Regions from separate parts of the Homo sapiens genome. Here regions 2 and 3 are each linked to region 1. A link is a loop called in an ENCODE intact Hi-C map of the cell type or tissue named here. Cell type or tissue: heart left ventricle. All regions are shown on one strand.

The links. Peaks named below come from ENCODE experiments on the same cell type or tissue, not always from the same donor. Only the 100,000 strongest peaks of a DNase experiment are listed, where the experiment ranks them.
Region 2: it touches region 1 in a loop (7-fold over the local background); 58 of 110 quality-filtered maps call a loop at or near these places.
Region 3: it touches region 1 in a loop (14-fold over the local background); 81 of 110 quality-filtered maps call a loop at or near these places.

Annotation. Positions count from the first base shown.
Region 1 is chr13:32,307,879-32,311,878 of GRCh38, forward strand. ZAR1L (zygote arrest 1 like) reads right to left here. Exons shown (of 6, transcript NM_001136571.2): 3 at 3,394-4,000; 4 at 2,761-2,853; 5 at 808-882. Among named protein-coding and RNA genes, the nearest start is that of ZAR1L, 5.5 kb to the right of the region's middle. RefSeq lists a silencer at 2,317-2,376. In heart left ventricle, a CTCF peak has its summit at 2,421 (motif pointing left); a DNase peak (open chromatin) is centred at 3,693; H3K4me3 peaks cover 437 bases.
Region 2 is chr13:32,244,769-32,248,768 of GRCh38, forward strand. FRY (FRY microtubule binding protein) reads left to right here. Exons shown (of 61, transcript NM_023037.3): 48 at 2,555-2,734. Among named protein-coding and RNA genes, the nearest start is that of ZAR1L, 69 kb to the right of the region's middle. In heart left ventricle, a CTCF peak has its summit at 1,812 (motif pointing right); a DNase peak (open chromatin) is centred at 1,793; H3K4me3 peaks cover 219 bases; H3K27ac peaks cover 819 bases.
Region 3 is chr13:31,908,062-31,912,061 of GRCh38, forward strand. It overlaps the pseudogene EEF1DP3. Among named protein-coding and RNA genes, the nearest start is that of FRY-AS1, 120 kb to the right of the region's middle. In heart left ventricle, a CTCF peak has its summit at 2,016 (motif pointing right); no DNase peak of the experiment used is centred here; H3K27ac peaks cover 1,560 bases.

The sequences.
Region 1 (4,000 bases):
TGCAACCTCCTCCTCCTGGGTTCAAGCAATTCTCCTGCCTCAGCCTCCCGAGTAGCTGGGACTACAGGCACCTGCCACCATGTCTGCCTAATTTTTGTATTTTTAATAGAGACGGGGTTTCACTATATTGGCCAGGCTGGTCTCGAACTCCTGACCTTGTGATCCACCCACCTTGGCCTCCCAAAGTGCTGGGATTACAGGCATGATCCACCATGCCTGGCCTATTTATTTCTACTAATTATAGAAAAAGAAGAAATGTTTTTAACTAAGGACTTAGGTTAAAAAACATATCAATTACAAAAAGCAAGTTAAGGATCTCACCTAGTTCTGTGAATTTCTAAACATTGGAGACACCATAGAATCCAGTCAGAGCTCTAATACTATCCATCTAACCTTGGGAAAGTTATTTTGAACTTAGCTTTCAGATCTATAAAATAGGAATAACATCTCCCACAAAGATTAGATGACAGGAGGTAATGCATGTAAAGCACTATCTCAAAATTTGGCATGTAGTAAAAAATTAACAGCAGTCACCTTTTACATTACTACATTCTAACTATGCCCAGGGTGTCAGAGGAAAAACAAACACACCCCATAAGGCAACTTGAAATAGTGAATCTTCCCCTCTTTCCCTTCAAAAAAGATGCAAACTAGAATTTATGCTTTCATTGTTCTAAAATGTAACATCTCAAACATACAGAACACTCACATACCAATATCCAACTCTATCAAATCCTAACATTTTGTCACAGAGGCTTCATTTTAGTAATGAAACATAGACACAATGGAAGTGTTCCATATGCTCACCTGACATTGGATTGCTTCTACTCGATAAGGGTTAAAACTCTTTTGGCATTTACAACAGAGTTGTTTGAAATAAACCTAAAGAGAAATATGTTTTTTTTTAATACAAGCTTTTATACACACCCACACCCTGCAAAGGCTCCCAGTTCTTAAGTAATCCATTGCATCTTGCTTTTACCAACTTCTACCCTTGCCTTGCCTTTTATCTTGCTTTTACCAACCTCTACCCTTGGGGTTTCAAGGTGTACTAGTTCTTATTAATCACTTTTTCTTTGAATCTAATTTTCCTTACCCATAAAATTGGAATACATTTTTTTTTTTTTTTGAGATGGAGTTTTGCTCTTGTAATCCAGTCTGGAGTGCAATGGTGGGAAATCGGCTCACTGCAACCCCCGCCTCCTGGGTTCAAGCGATTCTCCTGCCTCAGCCTCCTGAGTTGCTGGGATTACAGGTGCCCGCCACCACACCCGGCTAATTTTTTGTATTTTTAGTAGAGACTGGGTTTTGCCATGTTGACCAGGCTGGTCTCAAACTCCTGGCCTTAAATGATCTACCCACCTCGGCCTCCCAAAGTGCTGGGATTACAAGCCTGAGCCACCGCATCCAGCCAGAATAATACGATTAATACTTACTTTTTCCATAGTTCTGAGAACTCCCTAATAATGTACACCAAGTACCACAGTAGATACTCAATGGGAAGTGGCTGCCATACTTTTTGTCCTTATCTTTTAGCTCTTACATGTTTCATTTTTCAGTATTTCCCGGCTTACACTTTAAATTACTTGTGGTTACCCATCAATACCACCTGCTTTCTAGGCTTTGTGCAATTTCCTGTGCACATTTTCTCTCTGCCTTGCTTGGTGAACTCTTCCTCCTATTTATTGTTTCAAATCCTGCTTGGACATCAAGCTGTCTTCCCTCAGACAGAGCTAATACCCTCCTTCCTGTGCTATCTCTGCACTGCTTCCATATGAAGAAGGATGCTACTGCACGTATTGCCAAATTACATTTTGTTTCCATCACTCGTATCAAAATAAATTCCTTGAGAACAAGTCCTGTGTTTTGTTCTTTGTATCCTAGTGCCTTGGAATGTTTGAATTAAACTCATTTTTCTTCTGGCAAGAGAAGGAAGTAAATTCAACTTCAACTTTAAAAATCTATTCACTCTCTAGGTCTCTAGTAAATGGCTAGTGTGAGAAATCAAGTTTTCATCCGGAACTCAATGCCTTTTTGCCCTCTCTCTCCACAGTCCTTTGGCCAGTAAGGCAATTTCTAAACATGCGACAGCACAGGGCGTTCACACTCAAATGCTTATGGAGGTTAATAACATCGGGCCACGTAGACTGTTGCAAAACGAGGTGCACAGGGCAAGGAAAAGAAGAGGAAGCCTTAGGGGCAGCCTGCTGTTCTCATTCTCAAACGAGGGTCTCTAATGACCAGAGCCTACAGGATTCACGAAAATGCAGAAATGCAGAATTTAATGTGAAGCCTTTTCCAGTCCTAATATGTTGGCAATTAAATTAGGAAGGGGGCAAAAGAAACTTTAGGCGTAGCCTAAGTCTCTTACAGGCAAATCTTTACAGTAAGTTTTTTCACTTATTGCCCCACCTTGTGGACAAACAGTGGAAATTTCCTAGCGCTAAGGCCCAGACCTGTTCCAAGCATACCAACTAAAAAACGGTTAGAAAAACTTCCAATGTAGACAAGAACAAAAGTTCATCTAAGTAACCTGACATCTTGTCATATATAACGCCAGAGTATGGTTCGGAAACCCAGGTGGACAGTCCGATTCAGTTCCATTCATTCACTGAGCACTTCCTGTACACCTGGCACGGGGGATGCCACCAAGATCAAGACAGGACTATGACAGCCATGCTCCCTCAGGAATCAGATTCTTCCCCGCTTACCATCCGTGCCCACCCCATCCTCCTCTCACCTCCTACTCTTTTTATTTACCTTGTTCGTTCCAGAAATGCACCACACGTAAGCACTCTCCCACCTGGTCTTACAATCTTTACAGTGGAAATAGCCATATTTTGGTTCCAAAAACTGAAAATAAAGAAGAAAAGTACTTTACCATCATGCAAGGGGAAAAAAGCCAGATCCTTCTTTATGACTTTGTATAAGGAAAAAAAAATGACTTCTTTAACCTCACTTGTATCTATTCTCAAGACTACGGCATTGATTCAGTTTCTCATCTCTCTTAAAGATTACTCTGGGATTCTTCTTGCTGCTGTCGTTTGTACTTTTCCAATCCATTTTCCACAATGCTACCGGCACAATCTTCCCAAAACGAAAGTCTGATTTCATGTATTACAGACTCGAAGCCCTTCTTCGTCTCCAAATTCTCCAATAGCAGTGGTTGCCAGACTGTTGGTTTTCACAGGCTTAGTTTGGGTTGGCACCTATTTTACCCAAAACTTACCAAACATACAGGCCACGTGATATACATATTTTCAGAGCTCCCTCTCCTTCACCAAGTACATGGAAGAAGAGAGAGAAGATTTTGCTCTTATTGCCCCCATAGATGGAAAAGGAGGGAGGGGATGAGGCTGGTCGAGGACTAAGAAGAGGGAAGAGAGGATCTACCTGGAAGTTGGGCCTCCGGAGCGGCTCGGAGGCGGCGTCTCCAGGCACCTGCTTGCTCTTCGTCTCCTGAGGGCACGGGGCGTCTTTCTCCCCCGATTCCTCCAGCTGCCCGGGCTCCTCCTGCCTGTCAGCTCCTGACCTCCGTGATGGTGGCTGCGGCTGGCTGGCCTCCGCAGGGCCCGGGAGCGCCTTGCTCTCCGCTTCGTCCCCATCTCTCCGCAGGCGGATCAAGCCCCTGCGGCCGGTGGCGGGCGAAGTGACCCCACAGGCTGGCAGGGGCTCCTGGGGGTCTCTGCCGTCCCAGGGGGAGCAGCTGCTGAGGGTGCGAGGCCCCAGAGAGCACTGCACAGCCTTGTCCACCCGCGGGCTCACCTGCACGCCCACCTCCTTGGTGTTGGGCTTGCACAGCCGCGGGCTCAGGCTGGGGTTCATCTGGGAGAGAATGGCCTTAAGCTGCGCCCTCTTGTAAGGGTCAATGCAGTAGTCAGGGGCGTTCGCGGGCACCAGCAGCCCTGGCCTGGCCAGAAAAGTGGGAGGACCCATATTTTGCCTCCAGTCGGGCTGTTTGTGCCCTGAGAGTCCAGGCTGGCCCAAAGGCACTGTGCTC
Region 2 (4,000 bases), 63 kb before region 1:
CTGTGTATATTTTAATATTTCCATAATAAACAGTCTTTATGTATATTTTTAAAACCAAGAGACTGGCTCCAAGATTTCAGTTAGTAAAGGCTGGAGCTGGTATTTGGATCCAAAGCCAGTGTCTTTGTTTTATTGTACCAGGCAGCCTCCCTGGCAGGATACTTGGACATCTCCAAACAGCTACAGATTGATTTTTTTTTTCAAAACTGAGTCTCGCTCTGTCCAGGCTGGAGTGCAGTGGCACAATCTCGGCTCACTGCAACCTCCACCTCCCGGGTTCAAGCGATCCTTCTGCCTCAACCTCCCAAGTAGCTGGGACTACAGGCGTGTGCCACCACGCCCGGCTAATTTTTGTATTTTTAGTAGAGACAGGGTTTCACCATATTGGCCAGGCTGGTCTCGAACTCCTGACCTCGTGATCCACCGCCTCGGCCTCCCAAAGTGCTGGGATTACAGGCATGAGCCACCACGTCCAGCCCAGATTGATTCTTAAAGCCGTACTCTGAGAAGACCAGAAACACAATTTATTTTAATGAAAATAAAAATAAATATCAAGGCCAGGTGCAGTGGCTTATCCTGTAATCCCAGCACTTTGGGAGGCTGAGGCAAGAGGATCGCTTGAGGCCAGGAGTTCAAGACCAGCCTGGGCAACAAAGTGACACCCCATCTCTACAAAAATAAAAAAAATTTTAAAAATCAGCAAGGTGTGGTGGTGCACACCTATAGTCCCAGCTACTTAGGAGGCTGGGGAGAGAGTTTCCCTTGAGCCCAGGAGGTTGAGGTTACAGTGAACTGTGATCACACCACTGCACTCCAACCCGGCCAACAGTGATAAATAGGAAGATAGGAATATAGATAGATGGAAAGATAGCTCAAACACACCAGGACGAGTTTCTAGAGCCTGGAAGTTAATCTAAAACACATGACCACAGACTAAAGCAGGGAGGCTCCAGGCCATGGGAGTAGTGCAGGGCCACGATGGGGTTAAGTAGAGAGCGCCTAGCTCAAGAGCATAGACATCCTTTTCTCTATATTGTATTTGTCTATTTCTTCTCTGGAATGTACTTTGTAACTTGTAGGATTCAAGGGCAAATGCTAGGTTCTCTCTGGAAGCTCATTGATGAAGATATACCGTATAAATTTTAGACATTCCTTTCCATCTTTACTTCACCAAATTACTTACAGAAATTATTTGATGCTGAAAGTGACTTCCAAGCATTTTTCAAGTGGCGTTGCTGCATCATACTTACACCACATAGGGTAGGCAGTCAGTTAACAGTTTCTCACTTCACTCACAGGAGACAGGTGGTCAGTTGACACCTTTCTACGAATGTGTGCCCCATTTTGTTGTTTAATGAGGCTGTCCATTTTGTCTTAGGCCTGCGGGCGACGTCTGATACTTTTTATCTTAACTCAAATAGTAGCTTATTTCACATTTAAACCATGGCTTCCCTTGCGCAGAATTTAATAGATGTTTTATTTCATGTGCTTTGACTGCAAAGTCCAGGCAAAAAATAATAATAACAACTTTCATCAAATTTGTTTATCTGTGTTTCTAATATTTTTATGGGAGCGGCACACAGTCTGATTGGAGGTTGTCAGAGAAACGAAGATGGTAAAACTGAGTCTTAAATGAAGAGTAGGAATTTGACATGCCAATAAGGAGGGGAAATGTATTCAAGGATGAGGGCATAGCATGAGTAAAGGCACAGAGGCTGAGAGGGCTTGCCAAGTTTGGGGAACTCCAGCAGCAGCCTGGGGGAGATGACCCTTGCAGGCCATGCTCAAAGAGTGTGGACTCCACCCTGTCCACCAGAGGGAGTCTGTGAAGGAGTTTAGTCAGGGAAGTGGCTTGGTCTGAAGAGTTCTAGGAAGATCACTCTAGCTGGATCTGATGCACTTAAGGGCTGCAAGCCAAGACACCAGTAAGGGGCCATTGAGATAGTCCAGGCAAGGCCCAAGAGGGTGCCGCTGAGCCAGTGCCAGCAGGAATGCCGTGGAGGGAACAGATTACCAGGAGGGAGGGAAAGAAAGGGTTAAGAAGGGCTTCCAGATTCCTGAGTTAAGTAATGAGGAAGACAAGAAGTGAGAAGAAAAGAGGGCTGAAGACAGAGATCAAGGTACCCAGGAAGCAAATGGAGCAGGAGGAGCCAGAGAACTAGAAGGAGGACCAAGAAGACTGGAAACCGGAGGGTGGGGAGAACTTTAAGAAAGAGTGAACTGAACAGTCAGTGTCATAAAATGCATTGGGAGCTTTTTTTTTTCCCTCAAATTAAGGAGGTGCCTCATTACCATAATGGTACCTCATTAATAAGAATTTAATTTAGCTGAAATGGACAAAATTGGTCTTTTTTGTTTGTCTCCTAAACATAGCTCCTTTTATATATACATTGTCTTTTTATGTCATTTGCCTTTTACTTCTCATGGAACCTGCTGCGCTGTTTTAAGTCAGTGAATTCTGACTGGTCACTAGCTTCTCACTGGTCATTCTGACATACATTAGCTTTAAAAAAATTAAATTATTTTTAACCCTTGAATGTTTTATTTCCTGCAGAGTGTTCACTGGAGAGAAGCTCTGAATATCTTGAAGCTGGTAGTTTCTCGGTCAGCCAGCCTTGTTTTACCTTCATACCAGCACAGTGACCTCTCAAAAATAGAAATACATCGAGTGTGGACTAGTGCTTCCAAGGAATTACCTGGGAAAACCCTGGACTTCCACTTCGATATTTCGGAGGTACTTAGCTATGTTAACTATTTCTGTGAACTTTAGCATGAATTTGTAGTAGCAAAGATCAAAAGTAGTTGCCTGGAAAAAAGAAGACTTATTTGACAGTTATTTCAAATGAAGATTTCTAAGGGCTAAATTAGGTTTTGCTTTTTAAAGAACCCATTGAGTGTCATATTCACTGGGACTCTCAGTTGGCAGCTTTTAAAAATAGAAACTAGCCTCAGTTATGTAAAAAATGATTTTAAAAAGAGGTATTTAAAAATGGAACGATCATAAGCATTTTAAACCATGACCTTCACTCATTCTTTATCTGACAATGGTCATGTCTTTATATCCACAATGTTTCTCCCTGAATGACAGCCAGTTCAGCAGATGACCGAAATTTACAGGAATATAGACTCCACTTTTATAGTTGCTTCCCCAGTCCACACTATTTTTTAAACAAGTAAAACTAAATTCTTGCCTTGAAGCGGGCAGGGGAGAGAGAGGGAGGAGCAAAAGACTAGGGACCCAAGCTAAGGAGTCAGGAAGAAAAGAAAGGACAGGAAGTAGTCATGTTTACCTGATAGTCCATGAACAAATATTTGGGAGGCTTATATTGAAGTCTAAGGTATAAAATAACTTTGCTTTCACATCTCTTACCCCATGACTCATGAACCCCCAAAGCAGAAACTGTACTCTGTTCCTGTTTATAACCAGGGCTCAGTACAACATCTGGTGCATTAGTAGATCACTAGTAAATATTTCCAAAACTCTGCTGAATGAATAAATTCACTAAGAAATAAACCTGGTGTCAAATACTGCATGTTCTCACTCATAAGTAGGAGTTGAACAAAGAGAATACATGGACACAGGGAGGGGAACATCACACACCGAGGCCTATCACGGGGTGGGGAACAAGGGGAGGGATAGCATTAGGAGAAATACCTAATGTAGATGACAGGTTGATGGGTGCAGCAGACCACCATGGCACATGTCTACCTGTGTAAGAAACCTGCACATTCTGCACATGTACCCCAGAACTTAAAGTATATTAAAAAAAAAAGAAATAAACCTGGTGTGCTTATATGGAACTTACTTGCACTATTATGTAGGTCATATCCAAGTTGGGTTTTTTATACAATGGTCCTCACTGACCTTTCATCATTTCAGTATTCAGGATGAGATACTATTTGCTACCATTGTGACACCTGCATCTATATTTAATATGTAAATAATATTAAGGTTTCAATTTAATCTTGGTCCATTTTCACATTTTTTTTAACCTGGCTA
Region 3 (4,000 bases), 400 kb before region 1:
GTCATGTTACTATGCCTTAATTCTCTGTGATGTATTTGTTGTACTATTCGACATTTTCTTATGCATCTATTAATTTTTCCTTTTTAGTTTGTGTGTGCGTGCTCACACATAATCATATTATCAGCTTATGAGAGCAGGGGTCCTGTGGTCTTATTCACCACAATAACCTCAGTGCTTGGAACACTGCACGTAGTAGGTGCTCAAAAAACACATTTTGAACAAATGAATAAACCAATTTAAGCAGCAGGAAAATCTGTTAAATGGGAAATAAGCGACATTTTCTCTTTTATTTTATGGTGAGGTCTTGGCTGATTTAGCCAAATTTCTAAGGACTAACCGAGAAAATAAAACTGAAACACATCATTTGGCCGATTCGTTTCAGTGAAACTCCTTTCTTCTGAATTTGTGATCAAGCCCGCCATAAAGAAGAGACATGATGGCACTGTAAATCTGATAAATTTCTGATGAGATACATGGCAGTTTAATGCAACTTGGTGACATGACCCTTATGCTCTTACCACTGCTGGGTCCTCATTCATGCGATGAGACTGTAGCCCAAACTCTAAGTAGGTTCTGACAAAGATGGAAAGCTTGGAGTACTAAGAACTGCTCCAGTGATACTCCAGTTCTTTTCCCATTCTTTCCTCCTTTTTACTGATGCAAGATAAAATGGGAAGTACAGCAGGACAAGGAGTGCGATTCGTGCTCAGAGTAGCTGTATTATGGGTTCTCACCTGGCTGAAACTCCTATTTGCATGGGATTATCTGACTCTCAGCTAAGATACACTGTTTCCCTAAGGCAATTTCGGAGGCCAAGCCCAAAATTGACACATTTAGAGATTCAGGAGCAAATAACTTTGTATTTATTTGTCAGTGAAGCACTATTTATGGCATTTCAATCACGTGGCAATCTTAAGACTGTAATTATAGAGGTCTAAGAAGAATATAGAACATTTCTTCTGACTTATCCTTTTGAGATTTAGAATTGAAAATAGTTTGATCTCTTTTTTCAGCCCCTCAGAGATAACTTACATGACCTTTAGCCAATTCCCCATTCTTCCTTTCTCATTTCACAATTGCAAATGCTACTGGGTAGTTTTCCTCTGTTTTGAGCCCCACCCTTCCTGTTGCTAAGCAGATGAACTGGATTACATAAATTGTCAATTTCTCAGCTGTGACAATGAAAAAGACAGGACAACAGTAGCCAGAAATGAGGACAGCTGCTTCTAGCACTTGGGATTTGGGGTTAGATGATGAAGAGAGAATCAAAAGGAAATAGGTGAAGTTAGCATAAGTAAAAAGTTAGACACAATTCTATTACTTTAATACAAACTCTGTTAACATTTGGGTATATTTCTTTCAGAGATTGGTACTCATATTAGAGTGGAGTTATTTGGGTTTTTGTTTTTCCTTTATGCCTACTTATAATTTACATGCTCTTATCCTTTGTTTTATAATATTTACAAGTTGCAGTTATTATTTTAATATTTCAGGTTAAGTTGACTTTTCAATATGGAGTCAGTTTTAAGTGTGTGCGTTTTAAAGGGGCATATTTGCATTTCTGACCCACAAAGACTAACATCACTTGTGACAATTAATTTTCACTCATCTAAATTTTGCAATGTTTTTAAACCAAAACAGGTTTAATAATGATAGGTATCCACTAAACATCCAGCTTTTATCACATCACCTGTAGCTTCCCATGGAAATTTTCTACGAAGCAAACATTGGCTAGTATTACAGATATTTCCTTTTCAAGCCCTCATGTTTAATCAACTCCGCTTACCTGTGTGGCTTTAATAAGCGTAATGCCAACTCCAGCTCCCCAGAGTGAGGTAAACAGTATGTATGGGCATAATTAGCAAATCATTTGGTTGTAAGATGTTGTATGATTCACATATTTGGTTTTCTTTAATGAGGCATTCCTCTCCAGACACATTAGTCGTTTCCCAAAATGCTCCTTTGCAAATAGCTATAGAAACAGCAAATGATGAACTAAAAAAGGTGTGCTGCACGTGGGACACCAGAGGGCGCTAGAGTAATGTTATAATGTGCCTCTGCTTTTCTCTTAGCTTTGCTATTAAAAAATTAAAGCTTTTAAAATAATACACTACCTTGTCTTGAAGACATTTATTTGAAGTTATACGATATAGCTTTATGATTTGAGTCAAACATTTATTATTATTTATCATTACAGTCAGCATCTTCTCAAAAGCAGGTCTTTTATTCCCATGCTGAATTTTAGAAAAGAAATTCTAACAATAGTCCTCCTCTTAGACTTTTTTTTTTTAAGGAAAACACATTATTATTCTTAGATTGTGACTTTGTCCTCTCCCAAGAGACAGTCACGTGTGTTAAAATGTTTAGTAGTTCTAGTCTGCTAGAAATGAATAATAGAGGAAGTGAATTATTTCTAAACTTTTAGAACCACAGAATTTGGGCATTTGATCAGTATTTGTCTACTGTTGAATTTAAAATAAAACATATGAATGTATCAGGATAAAGTGGCAGTGCTGCAAAAATTTGAAGTGCTGAAAAAAGTTAGAAAATTAAATTGGCATTTATTAATAATAAGCAACCATTTTAGTGTAGCTAGAAGGTTTATTTTCTAGTGTTAAGCTGTCTTAAAAATCAGAGGTATTTTTGTTCAACATAATTTACTGAAAAGTGTGTATAGAATGCTTAATATGTATGTGCCTAAAATTGCTCTTAGTGACCAAATATTCACATGCTGGGTGTGGTGGCTCATGCCTGTAATCCCAGCACTTCAGGAGGTAAGAGGGTTCCTTGAGGCCAGGAATTCAAGAGCAGCCTAAGCAACATAACAGGACCCTGTCTCCACAAAAATTTTAAAAGCAGCCAGGTGTGGTGGTGTGTGCCTGTAGTCCTAGCTACTTGGGAGGCTAAGGCAGGAGGATTGCCTGAGTTCATGTGTTCAAGGCTATAGTGAGCAGTGATCGTGCCGCTAGACTCCAGCCTGGGTGACAGAGCGAGACCCTGTCTCAAAACAAAAAATCAAACCCCAAAACCACAAAAAATTCACAAGACAACTTACGTAATCTAAGATATAAATCACACATACCAGACATGAAATTTGCAAATGTGTATCAGATAAAATACTATGTGTTTAAAGGATGGGGATGCTATGTGACTGAAGGGTTAGGGGAGACTGGCGAAATGGAAGGAACTAGCTGAGCTTGAAGGATGGGGTAGGATCTAATTCAGCAGAAAACAAATTATAGCAGAATAACCATGGCCAGAAAGGGAGAGATGACACAAATGCATGTGCAGCAATATATCAAGCATCTGCTTTTCATCTTTCCACAGGGAGGTCCCATCTCGCATTGTAAAGGGCATTGTTTTTATGTTATTTCTTTGTCTTTCATGTTGTGGTGTGTATTGGTTTGGGTTTTCTGGTTGTTTTCTTTGTGTTCTTTTACCAGAAAACAAAAACAAAAACAGCCTTTCAGAGGGGAAATCATTCCTCATCCCCAATATGACCAGTATTTGTTCCAGCCTTTCCCAGCTCTGGTCCAGCCAGATGAGAGTGCTGCTGTAATGTCCAGTGCTATGGCTGGGCGGCCTCAGGGAGAGCGAGGGTTCAAGTCCTCAGCCTTCTCACAGCGCTGCATCCAGGTGGATGCCACAGATCTTTCGATGCTGTGCCCTGTACACTGGGAAATTGTCTGTTTCCCTCTAGGGACTGAGGTTCTCAAGGTAGAATCATGGCCTGATTCCACTTTGTAGTCCTAATGCTCAATGCACATTGGGAAGTCAGTAAATATTTCTTTTTTAATGTAATTATCTATTTATTAGTCCAAGATCAGTGTAAATGTATTGTAGAAAATTATAAAATACATATAAGAAAAATACTTTTTGAAAAACATTGTAATCCTACAACAGTTTATTGGTATTACCTTAGTGCCTATCCTTCCAAACACTTTCTGTCCACCTCTATGTTTATCTGTTTTGCTATGTATCTACCTATCTAGGTATTTTT